5 separate regions of the Homo sapiens genome follow, and all the other regions are linked to region 2. The links are chromatin contacts, found by Hi-C or POLR2A ChIA-PET in ENCODE. All regions are on one chromosome and are shown on one strand. The core of a region is the stretch at or near the end of the contact, and the rest is flanking DNA. Distances in the headings are between cores, read along the strand shown. Region 1 holds the start of MTCL1 (microtubule crosslinking factor 1). Region 2 holds the start of DLGAP1-AS1 (DLGAP1 antisense RNA 1). Region 3 holds the start of RALBP1 (ralA binding protein 1). Region 4 holds the start of RAB12 (RAB12, member RAS oncogene family). Region 5 overlaps LOC124904243 (a long non-coding RNA gene).

Evidence for each region. A loop is a pair of places that touch in the nucleus more often than their neighbours do. ChIA-PET counts read pairs that join two places held with the same protein, here RNA polymerase II (POLR2A). Pooled maps may share reads with other maps.
Region 1: a loop to region 2 is called in a pooled map, with 2.2 times the contacts of the local background. The contact joins the promoter of MTCL1 here to the promoter of DLGAP1-AS1 in region 2. A Hi-C loop is called at or near these places in 6 of 50 pooled maps. POLR2A ChIA-PET finds 5 or more read pairs at or near these places in 2 of 52 experiments (A673 and K562).
Region 3: a map with no recorded cell type shows a loop between it and region 2 (14-fold over the local background). The contact joins the promoter of RALBP1 here to the promoter of DLGAP1-AS1 in region 2. A Hi-C loop is called at or near these places in 1 of 37 single-sample maps with no recorded cell type and 8 of 50 pooled maps. POLR2A ChIA-PET finds 5 or more read pairs at or near these places in 1 of 52 experiments (activated CD8-positive, alpha-beta memory T cell).
Region 4: a loop to region 2 is called in a pooled map, with 6 times the contacts of the local background. The contact joins the promoter of RAB12 here to the promoter of DLGAP1-AS1 in region 2. A Hi-C loop is called at or near these places in 6 of 37 single-sample maps with no recorded cell type and 9 of 50 pooled maps. POLR2A ChIA-PET finds 5 or more read pairs at or near these places in 1 of 52 experiments (OCI-LY7).
Region 5: a loop to region 2 is called in a pooled map, with 3 times the contacts of the local background. The contact joins the enhancer-like site here to the promoter of DLGAP1-AS1 in region 2. A Hi-C loop is called at or near these places in 1 of 37 single-sample maps with no recorded cell type and 2 of 50 pooled maps. POLR2A ChIA-PET finds 5 or more read pairs at or near these places in 2 of 52 experiments (activated B cell and activated CD4-positive, alpha-beta T cell).

What each region holds. Positions count from the first base shown.
Region 1 is chr18:8,704,283-8,706,982 of GRCh38, reverse strand. It overlaps MTCL1 (microtubule crosslinking factor 1), which reads right to left and starts at 1,427. Exons shown (of 15, transcript NM_001395333.1): 1 at 270-1,427. The coding sequence starts at 1,322. The region is part of intron 1 of GACAT2 (gastric cancer associated transcript 2); the gene reads left to right. RefSeq lists silencers at 1,203-1,262, 1,643-2,082.
Region 2 is chr18:3,592,664-3,595,363 of GRCh38, reverse strand. DLGAP1-AS1 (DLGAP1 antisense RNA 1) reads right to left here and starts at 1,250. Exons shown (of 3, transcript NR_024101.1): 1 at 1,124-1,250; 2 at 880-944. The region is part of intron 7 of DLGAP1 (DLG associated protein 1); the gene reads left to right. RefSeq lists enhancers at 1-78, 1,491-1,610 and a silencer at 199-493.
Region 3 is chr18:9,474,100-9,476,799 of GRCh38, reverse strand. It overlaps RALBP1 (ralA binding protein 1), which reads right to left and starts at 1,287. Exons shown (of 10, transcript NM_006788.4): 1 at 1,109-1,287. RefSeq lists enhancers at 657-716, 455-1,323 and a silencer at 947-1,356.
Region 4 is chr18:8,608,005-8,610,799 of GRCh38, reverse strand. It overlaps RAB12 (RAB12, member RAS oncogene family), which reads right to left and starts at 1,363. Exons shown (of 6, transcript NM_001025300.3): 1 at 847-1,363. The coding sequence starts at 1,360. RefSeq lists an enhancer at 76-125 and silencers at 576-875, 1,306-1,535.
Region 5 is chr18:9,060,859-9,063,660 of GRCh38, reverse strand. LOC124904243 (a long non-coding RNA gene) reads left to right here. Exons shown (of 2, transcript XR_007066278.1): 2 at 903-2,230. Among named protein-coding and RNA genes, the nearest start is that of NDUFV2, 40 kb to the left of the region's middle. Within about 2 kb of position 1,405, at least 5 of the 41 ENCODE cell types and tissues checked have a DNase peak (open chromatin) inside an H3K27ac peak, as active enhancers do.

The DNA of each region.
Region 1 (2,700 bases), core at 178-2,677, 5.1 Mb before region 2:
AAAAGTAAAAGTATCAGCGAAGAGACGCAAGAGTTCTAGACGCGAGAAAAGAGAAGTGGGTTGCGAACTGGCGGGGTCCCACAGGTCTTGCTTCTCCTTCCAGAAGTTTGGGCTTAAGTTGCCAATGCCTGACAATGCGGGGGTAGGACCGTGGAGAGCAGGAGGGAGAAGGCGCTGGACAGGCCCGGGAAGGAGGGGTTGGCGGGTCCCCGCCGCAGCCAGGCCCTCCGGGGGCGCCCCGGGACACCTGCGGCCGAGGCGCGGCTCACCTTGAGATAGTCGTTCTCCGAGCGCAGCTCCTCCATCTCCCGCAGCAGCTCTTCTTCCTCCGCCGCTGGCACGAGCCGAGACTGCTCGCCCAGGCTGGGCTCCTTGGGGGTCCCGGGGACTGGTCGCTCCGGTGGCGAGCGCCCCCGGACATCCTCCGCCACGCCGGGCCCCGCGAAACCCCCCGAAACCCCGCTCGGGATGCTCCGGCCCCCGGGACAGGCGCCCGCGGCGAGGGGCGCGGCGAGGAGCGCTGGGGGCTCGGGGCTGCCCGGCGGCGCTCCTCGGGCTGCGGGGCTCGGCGTCGGCGCTCCTCGTGGGGGTTCACGGTCGCTGGAGCCCGTGCCGGATTCGGCGTCGCTGCTGGCGGCAGGGAGCAGGCGCTGCTCGTCGGACAGGGGTTCGGAGGGGCAGTCAGAGAGGTCGGAGCTGCTGTCCGTGTGGCTGATGCGCGAGCAGCGGGCCGGGGACCCGGCCACCGAGGTCACCGCGAGGGTCACGGCAGGGATCCGGGCGGCCGGGGTCGGGGGGCCGACGGTGCGGGCGGGTGGCGCCCGGGAGCCGCGCTTGGCTTTGCGGCCCTTGGCAGCGGCAGACGGCGGCTCGGCTCCGGGAGGCTTCCCAGCCCGGGACAGCGGCTCCGCGGGCGCCACGCGCGCCGCCCTCCTGCTTCCCAGGGCAGCCTTGGCACCGCCCGCCGCTCTGGCCCCGGCGCCCGGCGGGGGCTTGTCCTTCGCGCCCGGGACGCCGCCACTGCGCCGAGAGAGGCGGCCGGGCGCGGCCAGGGACCCCGGCGAGGGCGGCGCTTTGCCCGCGAGGTTGGGCGAGCGCGGGGCGGCGGGAGCCGGGGCTCGGCCCGAGGAGGGGACGGCCGGGCCGGGCGCGGCGGGCCGGGCGTGCAGGTCCTTGAGGAAGGGTCTGGCGGGCGAGGGCGCACGGTGCAGCCGCCGCCTTTCGGCCACCGGGTGGAGGTGGTGGTGGCGGTGGTGCTGGCCGGGCGGCTGCAGCTTCGCGTCCGGGGCACCTCCGCCCGCGGGGCCGTTCAGTGTCTCCATGGCCGGGTCCGCCGGCAGCAGCTCAGGCAGCAGATGCTCCGGACGACGACGGCGGCGGCGGCGGCGGCGGCGGCGTGCAGCCTCCCCGCGCGCTCTCTCATCACTGTCCCAGCCCCGCCCGGGCTGCGCCCCGCGCTCCCGCCGTCCCCGCCCCCCGCACCCCGGCCCCGAGGATTCCCGCGGGGCTCGCCGCCGCCGCGCTCGCCCCTCGCTGAGGTCACCGCGGATCGAGTTCTCCCGGCTCAGCAGCGCGGCGGCTCCCGGCCGCTCGCATCCCCGGACCTCGCGCTCCGGGCTCGCGGTCACCGGTGCCGCGGCGGCGCTGGCGGCGCGCGCCCGGCTCCCGCGTCCCGCTCCCCGCCCACCGCCGGCCCGCTGCTGCCCGTGCCCGCCCCCGCCGCTCCCGGCTGAGAGAAGCCGCACGCGCGCGCCCCACCTCCCCGCCGCCCAGCGCCCTCGCCCAGGCCCGTGCGCATGCCCCGCCTCCAGCCAGCCGGCGCCGTGCAGGGGAGGGGCGAGGGAAGGGGCGGGGGCTTGCGCTCCCCGGGGGGCGGGCGCCCGGCAGGGGCGGGACCTGCGCGCCCTTGGGAGCAGGCGCAGGCTGGATCCATGGGGCCTCGCTGCCCGGGGACCCTCCTTGCTTTTTGAGGCCCTAGAGACGCTGCCAGGAGCTAGGGAGGAAGGGAAGAGGCGGAGGTGAAGTGGTGGCAAGGGGCGGCGCCGGCCACTTGGGGAAGGCGTGTGCCGCGGCTGACAACACCCCTCTCATGCCTCTCCATCCACCGCCCGCCTCCCCGAGGCCAGTCACCTCCCTCGCTGTCCTCTCCAAGCTGTGCCCCTGGTCCCCGAGCTCCTTTAAGGATCGCTGGTACCCGACGCAGCTCTCGCGTCTAAACGGCACGGCGGGCGCTCCACAGTTGGCACCCCCGTGGCCTCGGGAGCTCAGGAGGAGCTGCTGCCCAAACAGGAGGAGCCCTCGCCAAACCTGGGGGTCAGAAAGGGAACTCACATTTATAGTTCCGGCTGCGAGCCAGGCCTGCTGGCCACTTACTGAGCAGTGTTTTATTTAAGCCTCACCACAGTCCCAGATTGGAATTGCTGTCTTCGGTGAAGACTAGGGCACCGGCGCTGGGAGGTGAAGTCACTTGCCTGCGATGCCTCACCCAGTCCCTAGCTGAGCGGGTTTAAACCCAGGTCTTCAGGATTCCGAGTCCTGCAGGCTTTCCGCTCAGAGCCCGGAGCCCGGCCACCGGTTCTACCACTTGAGTCTCCCATGCGCAAGGCACTAGACCTTTCTGAGCCCCAGTTCCCTCGCCTGTATCATTAAAACGTACTGCCACCTGAGCATGTGTGAAGATTTAGCAAATACCAGAACACA
Region 2 (2,700 bases), core at 1-2,500:
AGAAGTTTTAGACCTCAGCCTCTGGCCCTGGGCCTTCTGAAATGACCTTCCTCCAAACACCATTTAATTTCCGCTAACTTAGTTAATGAATGGAACTTTCTGAAGACAGCAGTTACTTTGATCTGAACCCCTTTCCTAGTTTCCAGTTAACATAGCCAGAGGGAGACAGAAGGGGTGCCCGCCTCTCAATGGGTGCCCTCTCCTCCTGCGTGGCTGGAGCAGCTCCCAGCTGTAGCTATTCCTCTAACGCAGAGAGAGCTGCAGAAAGCAGTTCCCAAAAGGAAGAAGGCAAGTTACAAATACCGCCGTTGGCATTTTCGTGGGTGTTTCCCGCCACATAGAGATAAAAGCTTTGAGGTGGGGCTTTGAGGCACACTCTCTGGGTAGCTGGGCCTGCAGTCTGGAAATCCTAAGTAATCCTTGCAAATAGGCTAACTGGAAGCCAGCAATACAAATGAGCAGTGCTTCTGGCCTGAGAGAAAGGTGTCTGCATTCAAAGTACAACTTCAGATAAAAATGGAAAATGCCAGTCCCACCCTGCAGGAATCCTGTTTCTGGGCTGTTTATCCTCACTGCCATCCACCCTACCCTTGGCTGTGACTAGGATGTGAAGAAAGAGATTGGGTGGAAAAGGCTACCGCAGCTCTTGCTCCGTTTAACTCACCACCTTAAAAAACATGGCCTTGGCTGCTGCTTTAAAACAACAACAACGAAAATCCCCAGCCCCAACCCAGAGGTTTAACCCTGCAGCTAAGGTGAAGTTTTTGTTAAGGTGATAAGGTAAAAAAGGACGCCATTCTGAGCCTTGACTTCCACTCTTCATACTTTTCGGAAGACAAGTCCAGCAAAGACCTCCACCCCTTCCAAAGAGCGACTTACCTCGTAGCTGATCCACAGATTGCAACGTACAGATGTGATGTTCCAGGCTTGGCCACAAGGGGACACTAGAGAGTAGGACTGCCCGCGTCAATGTTTTGTTTTTTACAGACTTTTGGTTGGGAGGGAGGGAGGGAGGGAGGGGGGTGTGGGAGTGGTGGGGGAGATGCTGGCTTTAAAAAAAAGTCCATTTGTTCCCTGAGATTGTGCCACTTGCCCTTTTATAAGTCAAAGGTTGCCACGTTACCTGTTGCCAGGTTCCTGAGAGTGCTTGGGGAAAATGTGGGCGAGAGAGGCACAGCACAGTCCTCCGGCTTGGTAGGTTTCAAGCTCTTTTGACTGGGCTGGCGCTGACATTTGCAGGGGCAGCTGCTGTGGATTGCCTGCGCATTGTTTGGCTGTAGTTCTAACAGAGGAGTGGCTGCGTCTGACATCATTTCCAGGCATCAAGTGCCTGGGGCTTTTTTTTTTTTTTTTCTTTAATGACGAACTCTCTGACCCCTCCCTGCCTGGATTTTTGTACAGTACATGCACTGTGCAAAACAGCCTCCACTCAGGAAGCCCAAGTTTTGTAGCAGCTTGTTGAAACAACTTGGGTGCCTTTTAAAAAAAATAAAGTTGTGACTCTGAAACAAACCTTTCCATTCTTCCTCCTTGCTGAGAACAATGTTGCGTTTGATTAGCAGCGCAGCCAGTGCTTTCTGAAAGATCTGCTCTCCCCAGAAGAGGCGGCTGCTATCAGTTGAATAGATCTCTAGGCCAGACATGCCGAGGCTTGGGGCATTTGTCTGGCGTTAGGAAGTGTCTGGAATACTAGCAACTACCAACTGGCGTGTCTTATGACTACAGGAATTATTACACTACCCTCCATTTCATTCACATCCCCTCTCCTCCCCTTACACACACACACAAGCATATTTTTTTCTACTTTAGAAAAAGTTGAGCGAGTCATCTTGTGGTTTCCGTGGAGGATGTAACTGGGAGAGAAGACTGTGGGATACCTTGTATCTCCCAGAGGGGGGCCGGGAATCATGGTGTATGACCCACCCCAACAGCCTCTGATCTCTGCCTTCTCACCACTGACCGCCACGCTTTGGGTGGCCTTAAATGTGAAGCTGTAAATATTTTGAAATAAGGTAGTGATTTTTCCATGTGCATTTTGTTTTGTGGCATTTCTCTCCTTCTGCAATATTTTAAAAGTTGCAACTGTGCACCCCTTGTTGACCACTCCAAATTCATTCATTCACTGAAACTTAAGAGTTCCTGCAGAGTGAGGATGGCTGTGCACGAAGGAGTCCCTCGTGGAAACCACGGTGCTTTAGTGGACAAGGTGTTTACTAGAGAGTGTTTACTGGCGGGGGGCGGGGGAGATAAACAAAGGTGGTTTGAGTTAATGGTCAGATGGGAGTTGGAGCCCTGAGTACTCTAACTCTGTCACTGAATCTCTAGATGAGTTAGGGATGTCCGTTGCCTGCTCTGAGCCTTAATATTTTCATCAGTTAAATGGGGATAGTGGGATCTTTCACATATGTGAGATCATGTCTATTTTCTTCTTTTTCTTTTCTTTTCTTTCTTTTTTTTCTTTTTCTTTTTCTTTTTCTTTTTCTTTCTTTCTTTTTCTTTTTTTTTTTTTTTTTTTTTTTTGAGGCAGGGTCTTGCTCTGTCACCTAGGCTGGAGTGCAGTGGCACAGTCATGGCTCATTGCGGCCTCCACCTCCCAAGCTCAAGTGATCCTCCCACCTCAGCCTACCGAGTAGCTGAGACTTCAGGCGTGCACCACCATGACCAGCTAGTTGTTGTTGTTTGGGTTTTTTTGAGACGAGG
Region 3 (2,700 bases), core at 38-2,537, 5.9 Mb before region 2:
CAGTAATTATTTTCACAAAGACAGAAAGGAGTTATCAAATGACCACAATAACTCTAAAAACAGAAAGTGAGGTGATCTTTCTTATTCACAGTCCCACTTATTCATTTAGAAATGCTGAGCACCAAAACAAAACCTTATCACAAGTTCAGTATTTCGTTAATAACTGCCAAGTATAATGGAATACTCCCCAAAGTACTGCAGCATTAGAACATGACCACTCCACTAAATTAAAAATTCAGCGAAAGCTTTTCTAACAAGGCTGGATGGAGCACTAACTCAACGGCCAAACGGCTGCACTTCCTGTATATGCACGTTCAAAACACCTCGAATTAACATGCTAGGGACCTTGAAGAATTGTACTAGGCCTTGCTCAAGAGGAAGGCTTTGTAATACTGAATCCCAAAACTTGAAACAGCAGAATTACTTCAGGGAAGACGGAGGTGTTAAATATTCTGTAAAACCTGTTTCACTCTCACAACGATCAGTTTTAAAAAAAAGAGGGAGAACACTGACCTCATTAAGAGCATTCTGACAACACACATAGTTGAACATGAGTTGTGAAAAGAATTTTCAACTTCAGATCTGTCTGTCCATTCCCACTGAAACCTGAAGGAAGGATCGCAGCACCCAAAGGCGCCCACTGCTCAGTGCCAGCGGTGGGCGACACCAGGAGCCTGTCCTGGTCCCCTGGGTAAGCCCTGGAGCCTGGCCACTATGCCGGGCACGATCCACCAACCGTGAGGGCTGGGTCCCCTAGCCTCTGTCCAGGCGCCCCCCAAGAGCTTCCCCGAGGCCTGGGGACTCCTAACTCTCCACCCCCGGCCCCCGAGAGCACCACAAACGAGGACGCCACGAAGGGAGGCCCGTCGGCCAGTGGGAGGGACGCACGGCCAAGGGGGGCGAAAACTGGGGCGAAGCTTTCCGGGGAGGAACCCACGCCAGGGGCAGCCACGCCCCCCACCCCCAACTTCAAACCCGAGCGCTGCGAGCACCGAGCCCCACACGCTGCCTGACAGACGCGGGCGCGAGGCCGGCGCGGGAGAGGGTTCCTCGGGCACTCCAGGGGTATCGCCGCGACCCTAGCACGCGACCGCTCCCTGCGACTGACCTGTGCCTGCCGCCGCGCGACCGTCCGCCCCGCCGCAGCCTCCGCCTCCTCGCGCTCACGCTGCCGCCGCAGCCACCGGAGCCGCCTCCTGCGCTGCGCCCCAGGCCGGCCTCGGGCGCCCCATTCCCACCCCGCCCAGCCTCTGCCTGTTTACAATGATTGGGACGGAACGGGACGAGGCGGTCCAGCGCGCACGCGCATTCCCTCCTCCCGCCGCAGCCGGCTTCCCGGATCCTCCTCTCCGCTCAGACGGCTGAAGCCGTCAAGGGCAGGCGACCTGGGCTCTCGCGCGGGGCGCGCTGGGAGGCGTAGTTCCCAAGGCCCCGGCGTCCAGCCAGCCCGAAGGCCTCTCGCCAAGGAAGCAAACTACAACACCCAGGAGGCACCGCGCCCCCTTCGTCCCCAGGCTCGCTGAGGAGACTGAAGAAGAGCGCGAGAGAACGCGCCGAGGGCCAGTGCTCTGCAGGCGCCTGCGCAGTCGGTGGCCTTGCGGGTTTCGGGGACGGACGGCTTACCCCGGTGTGGTGCTGGCGAAGGTGGCTCGCGGGCATCTCCTGCAACGGCCTTGAGGATGGAAAGGGCTTTCCTCTCCACGCTCTGGCCAGCCTGCGCCTCAGCTCCCGAAGTTGAGAGCTTTCCTTGCGCCAGCGTGCTTTAGTCGTTCCAACCAGTTAAACCAGACTGGGGGCCGCCCGGCTGGCCGCTGGGTGGGGCGGCTGCCCCGCCTTCGACTGGGTGTGGGATTGGAGGAAAGAGCGCCGTGGGCCTGTAGGGATAGGCGGGAATAAACCTCTGTCGGGAACATCCACGGAATTCCTGAAGCGGGTGTGGGCTTCTGCAGGGCTTCAGCGCGCCCCCGGCTCAGCAGTTACCGAGCAGCCCCCGAGGAAAGCTGCCCAGTCCGTGTTTGGCTGGCAGTAGAGATAACTGAATTTCTTCGAGAAGCCTTTCACCCAGGCTTGTTGAGTTGCTCTGCTAATGCGTAGCGAAGGCTGGAAACGGCTTCAGCAGTCTTCGTGTTTTCTGAAATGTGGCAGTTTATTAGGGGAGAGGAGGGACTTGGAATAGACGACCCTACCTGTCACTCGCATTCCTACGTGCAGCACTCTGTGGCACTTCGTTGCCCGTTTAGATTGGCCGCTGCTATCCATCTTGCTCTCTGCTCCCACATCAGCTTTCCTCAAAGCGGGCGGTAAATTTGTCCCTAGTACTCTGCGCTCCCTACTCAGTAAAGTTCAACCCCTGGGGCCTTAGATTCATTCAGGGGCCTCCCACGAGTGGATACGGGATGGTCTGAGGTAGCCATTGGTCTTTGACTTTCGGAAAAGCCTTCTCATGGCTCCTCTCGCAGTAGAACAGTCTTCTCTGACCACTGGGTTGGGCAGGTGAGCATGGCAGTGACAATTCTCTGCCTGTGACAGCACTGATTCGGCCAAGGGGCAGGCACTGATCCACGCTGGGCCTTATGGAGGCCTTGCCTGAAGCTGCTATGTGGATGCAGGAGGGGAGCAGAGGGAGTTTTCTACTGAGGCAATTGCTGATGGACGTGTTTCTTGCAACATCGAGTGGCCTAGCCAAAGGTGAGGGTGTGA
Region 4 (2,795 bases), core at 114-2,613, 5.0 Mb before region 2:
TTATTTTAAAGAACGGGGTTCTCCTAGTTTGGACATCTTTTAAGGGGTTTTCCATAGAAACAACTGCTACCCACATCCAACTGAGAAATCTCAATGTCAAGTCCTCTAAGCATGACTTAATTAAAAAAATTTCCCCTGCAGTTTCCATTTCAGATCCACGGCTGTTTTCCTCCTTGACCCTGGAGCGTTCCTGTACTTACTTCACTCCTGTCCCTCACCGAAAACAGCGGTACTGGAGGAATCAACCCCATGCCCGCCAGTCACCGGGTTGTTTGAGGTCATGGATAAATACAGCTGAAGCTCCTCTGCCCCGTACGTACGGCTAGCACGAGAAACTTACTGTAGTTTTAGTTTTAACATTCTCCATAGGTGACTTTAAACTTCATTTCTTGAAAATGGGTTCAAAATAAGAAAACTGCCCTGGTTGCGCAGGGATCACACCCGCAGCAGACGGCGCGCGCTGGCCTTGGCGGGCCGGGCGAGAGCGGCCTTAGGCGTTCACTCCCCTGCCTGCCTGCGCTCCACTCGAACCCAGCTTTTTCTTGGGCGAGTATGCTAAGGGCCGAAGTTTCCGTGGAGAGCCGCCCCCACAGGCCCCGGGGGCTGCCAGGACCTCTGAGGCAGGGCCGGGGGCCAAGGGCAGGTCTGCCCGGAGGCGGCACGAAAACCTCTGCCAGGCTTTGGGATTGGGATGCAGGGCGCTCCAAGGAGACCCCCGCCCCTAGTTTCACCGAGAGGCCCATCCCCGAAAGACTCCCAGGCTCGATGAGACTCGAAGCCCACGGGGCGAAGGGCACCTGCCCGGGCGCCAGGAGGCCCGGCCCAGGGTCGCCGTGGCGCCCTTACCCACGGTGGACTTGCAGGCCTCGCAGAAGGTGTCGTCGGTGAAGCGCTCCATCAGGCTGGTCTTGCCCACGCCGCGGGAGCCGATAATGATGACCTGCAACTTGAAGTCGGCCGGCCTGGGGGGCTGCTTCCTCCGGCGGCCCTGGCCGCCCGACAGCGCCGGGGAGCCCGCGCCCAGACCGCCGCCGCCCCCGGCCCGCCTCTGCAGCGCGGCGCCCGGATCCATACACGCATGCGGCTCCCGCTCGGCCCGCCGCCCGCCGCCGCCCGCCCCCCGGCTGCGCGCCCCGGGCCCCGGCGCCCCCTCGGCCTCCGCCGCGCGCGGGGGGTCGGCCCCGGGCTCGGCTTCCGCCCGCTGGAGCGGCCCCGGCGGCCCGTGGGCTCCGCGCTGCAACTGCGCCGCCGGCCGGCTCTCTGCGCCCGGGTCCCCTCCTCCTCCTCCTCCGCCGCTGCCGCCGCCGCCGCCGGGAGAGGAGGAAGGGAAGCAGCTACTCCGCAGTAGCGGCAGCAGCATCCCGGACGAGGAGGGGCAGGAAGCGCAGGCGCGGGCGGGGCGGCTGGCCGCGAGGGGCCGGAGGCGGGCGGGTGGGCGCCCCCTGCCGGCGGGAGGACCGCGCGCCCGGGCCTCGGTTGGGTACTGCGCGCGGAGCTTTCCCGCAACCCGCGCCGCTCTTTCCCTGCCTCTGCTCGCCTGCCCGCCCCCGCTTCCCTCCCTCTTCCGCCGGCTCTTTCATCTTTTCTTCCTCTTATCTCTTCCCTTTTCCCCCTTTTCACTCCTCCCTACTCGGCTTTCACTCTGACCCGCATTTATAGTTAACACAAGAAACTTAGTGTGGTTTTAGTCTTAAAATTCTCCGTAGGCAATTTTGAACTTCAGCATTCCGGTGCATCATGAAAATGGGTTCAAAATAAGAAAAAGAACCCTGGTTGACAGTGAAAACACTCCCATGCGCACAGTCCCCAAACACCATGCACATGTTTTCGCCCCCGCGCGCTCGGTGTAGCTGGAACGCTGGAAAGGCCCCGACCTGAGGCCGCGCCGCCGGGCCGCCTGCGCTGCGTTCGCGTCTACACCAGCGCTCTCTCACAAACACCAGCGGGTGCAAGCCCCCGCACCCTCTACCGGGCCGTGGCACTGCTCGGTCTCTCTCCGTCACGTCTGTCTCCCATTTTGCACGGAAACGCGCGAAATCAGTTATTTTTAACTCTGATCGCTGTCTCACTCAGAGTTCAGAAGTTTTTATGCTGTTTAATTTTTAAATTAAGTAAATGGCATACTCCTTTGGGGGAATAAGCGAGTTAAAACTCAAACAGTGCGAGAAGATTGAAACTTTAGGAATTATGGACTCGGGTCGTATGTTTTGCCATTTCTGTTTGGAAGGATTTAAGGATACAGAAAATCACTGCTGATTCCTTGCCAGAGATTTGTTTAGCAAATTCCTCAGCTTGAACTTGAGCATCTCAGAACACAGGGTTCTGAATATGATAGGGGCTGGCAACATTTGCCGAATGATCACGTTACCCACAAAATTTCAGCTGTGCTGTATTTAGAACTAGGTTTAGTAATGCACAGTACACGCATATGTTACACAGCAAACCTGATTTGTAAAAATCTAGCGTTGCCCACAGTGTAGATTGGAAGTTTACATCTATGAGAGCATTCTTAACTGTGCAGTCACTGTAGGGATCTTTATAATATGAATTCTGAGAATATGTAAAATATGATCCCTCTATATTATTTGAAACACAGATCCATCACTTACCATCACGGAATTTACTTTCTTTCTTTCCTTCTTTCTTTCTTTTTCTTTCATTTTGTTTTGTTTTGATTTTGAGACAGCCTTGCTCTGTTGCGCAGGCTGGAGTGCAGTGGTGCGATCACAGCTCACGGCAGCCTGGAACTCCTGGGCCCAAGTGATTTTCCTTGCTTAGCCTCCTGAGCCGCTGAG
Region 5 (2,802 bases), core at 156-2,655, 5.5 Mb before region 2:
AGTGTATGACAGACAGCTTTTAGGCATTGGGGTTTGGAGCACAGTGGCAAATAGAATCCCTGACTTCATGGAGTTTTTATTGTAGTCAGAGGAAACAGATCATAACAAGGAAATAGACATCTTCACTACCTCAGATAGTGATAAGTGCTATGGATAAAAATAACACAGGGGGCTGGGCATGGTGGCTCACGCCTGTAATCCCAGCACTTTGGGAGGCCTAGGTGGGAAGATTACTTGAGCTCAGGAGTTCGAGACCAGCCTGGGCAACATGGCGAAACCCCATCTCTACTAAAAATACAAAAATTAGCCAGGCACGGTGGTGGGCGCTTGTAATCCCAGCTACTAAGAAGCCTGAGGTGGGAGAATCGCTTGAACCCGGGAGGTGGAGGTTGTAGTGAGCCAAGATTGCATCATTGTACTCCAGCCTGGGCGACAGAGTGAGACTCTGTCTCAAAACAAACAAACAAATAAAGCAATGGGGAATGCTGGGGTAGGGGAGCCCTGAAGAAGCAGCAGGAATAAGCCCCGTGGACAGCTGGTGGAGGGGGCATCCGGGCGGAGGGAGGGGTTGTGCATATGCCAAGGGCCAGGCATGGGCATTTGTGTTCCAGGTATTGGGGGGTGGGGCATGGGGAGGCCGTGAGAGGACAGTAATCAGATCAAAGAGATGTAGGACCTTGCACGTCACTACAAGGAGTTAGCTTTCTTCTCTTCTTCCTCCTCCTCCTCCTCCTCCTCCTTCTTCTTTCTTTGGCTAAAGCTGTCCTCCCCTCAGCCTCTTGAGTAGCTGGGACTACAAGTGTTCACCACCACACCTGGCTGGCCTTCTATTCTGAATGAGTTAGGAGTCAATGGGAGGTTTTGAGTAGGAAGAGATATGATGTGGTTTTCCATTTGGAAAGGACCCTGTGGCTGCTGAATTGAGAATGGTGTGAGAAAGTAAAGACTGAAGCAGAAAAACAGTTTGGAGGCTACTGCAACAATCCAGGCAAGAAGTGATGGTGGCTTCATCATGGAGGAAGGGAGCCACTCAGGTTCTGGATAGCCTGGGAGGTTGAGCAAGCCATGAAATGGGAGAGAAAAAGAGGAATCAAGCCTGATTCCGAGACTGCTGGCAGGAGCGCCTGGAAGGATGATGGTTACCTTCTCTATGGAGGGGAAGGTATGGGAGAAGACAGCATGGTGTGTGAAGAAGTCCAGAAGTTTGGTTTTGGACATATTAAGTTTCAGTTGCTTAGTAGATATATCTTTCTTATTTATGTTGAATTCTCCATCCAACTTAGAGGGTAGACAGGGTTTCTTTTTCAGTATTACAATCTAACAGGAACTGAGAACTTACAGAACAGACCAGTAGGAACTGAAACAGTAGAAGGGTTGGGGAAGAGGGTTTTGAGTGTTTTTGTTTAAATATAAGGAGACAAATTTACATCCCACAATCCGTTTTCCTTCAGCAACTAGTAGTACTTTTCTCGCAGTCTTTAACAGCTAGCCAGGGCCACTAGCTCTCAGTGTTGTACTCCCTTGGACTAGGTAATTCTGAAGGAAAGATCAGAATAATGAGAAGTATGTGGGTCCTATTGGGAAAGGCAGCCCACCATGGACCCTGAAGGTCCCTGCCTGTTCTTGCTGAGTGTGCTGGATTTTTTTTTTTTTTTTTTTTTGAGACGGAGTCTCACTCACTCTGTCGCTCAGGCTGGAGTGCAGTGGCGTGATCTCAACTCACTGCAACCTCCGTTTTCTGGGTTCAAGCTATTCTCTTGCCTCAGCCTCCCGAGTAGCTGGGATTACAGGCATCCACCACCACGCCTGACTAATTTTTGTATTTTTAGTGGAGACATGTTGGCCAGGCTAGTTTTGAAACCCTGACCTCAGGTGATCCGCCCTCGTTGGCCTCCCAAAGTGCTGGCATTACAGGTGTGAGCCACTGCGTCCAGCCGAGTGTACTGGATTTTAAGACTGATCTGTCTCCTGATACTGAATGGTTTCTCTGGTTAGTCACACAGGCAATTAAGCAGGTCAAAGTGGAGAAAGACTGGCTTATTTGCTGCTTGCTCAAGGGCTGGGCCCTTAGCCCTGGGTTCCTCTCCTGTAATGCAACCCACTGCATGCGCAGGTATCATCTAGGACTATCATGTCATCCCTGTGTTGTGTATGGGGAAGGGAACTAGTGCAAATATGCTCATGTTGTTTGCTGTGCTGTGCTGTTAGTAATAAAATCCTTTGTCTCTGACCCAAGAGTCTTATGTCTTCTGCCAGCATCAATGAAACAGTTAACAGTGTAAGTTGGAGAAAGTTCCAGAGCTTTTACAGTTCTTGACAGGCCTCATCTCTCTCAAAGGAGTCTAAAGCTCCATCTGGGATTAAGGGGTAGCTTGGGGTGAAACATGATGGGGATCTGGCCAGATGCCCCAGGTCCAGCTAGGAAGGAATCCATTTTCTCTTGGGGACTTTGGTACTGAATGAAATATTTGGAGATGGGAGCAAAATGAAGGAAACAGATTATATGAAGTTTAAGGGATTAGGCTAATTTCCAATTTGTTGATACTCCTTGATTCAACATATAGTGGTAAACATGAGTCCTTTTGTAATCCCTTAGGCTTAAGTAGAAGATGGGGACAGGTGGAAAGTGCATTTTTAGAGTAAAGGTAGCAGATAATGATTGCTGAAACAAAAGAAATCCAAGTCCACTTTTGCCTAGGGAGGGACAGTTGGCCAGGCCACAAAAAAAAAAAAAAAAAAAAAAAAAAGAAAGAAAGAAAGAAAGAAAAAGAGCAGGGCCTGAATTTTTACAAAGAAAATCAG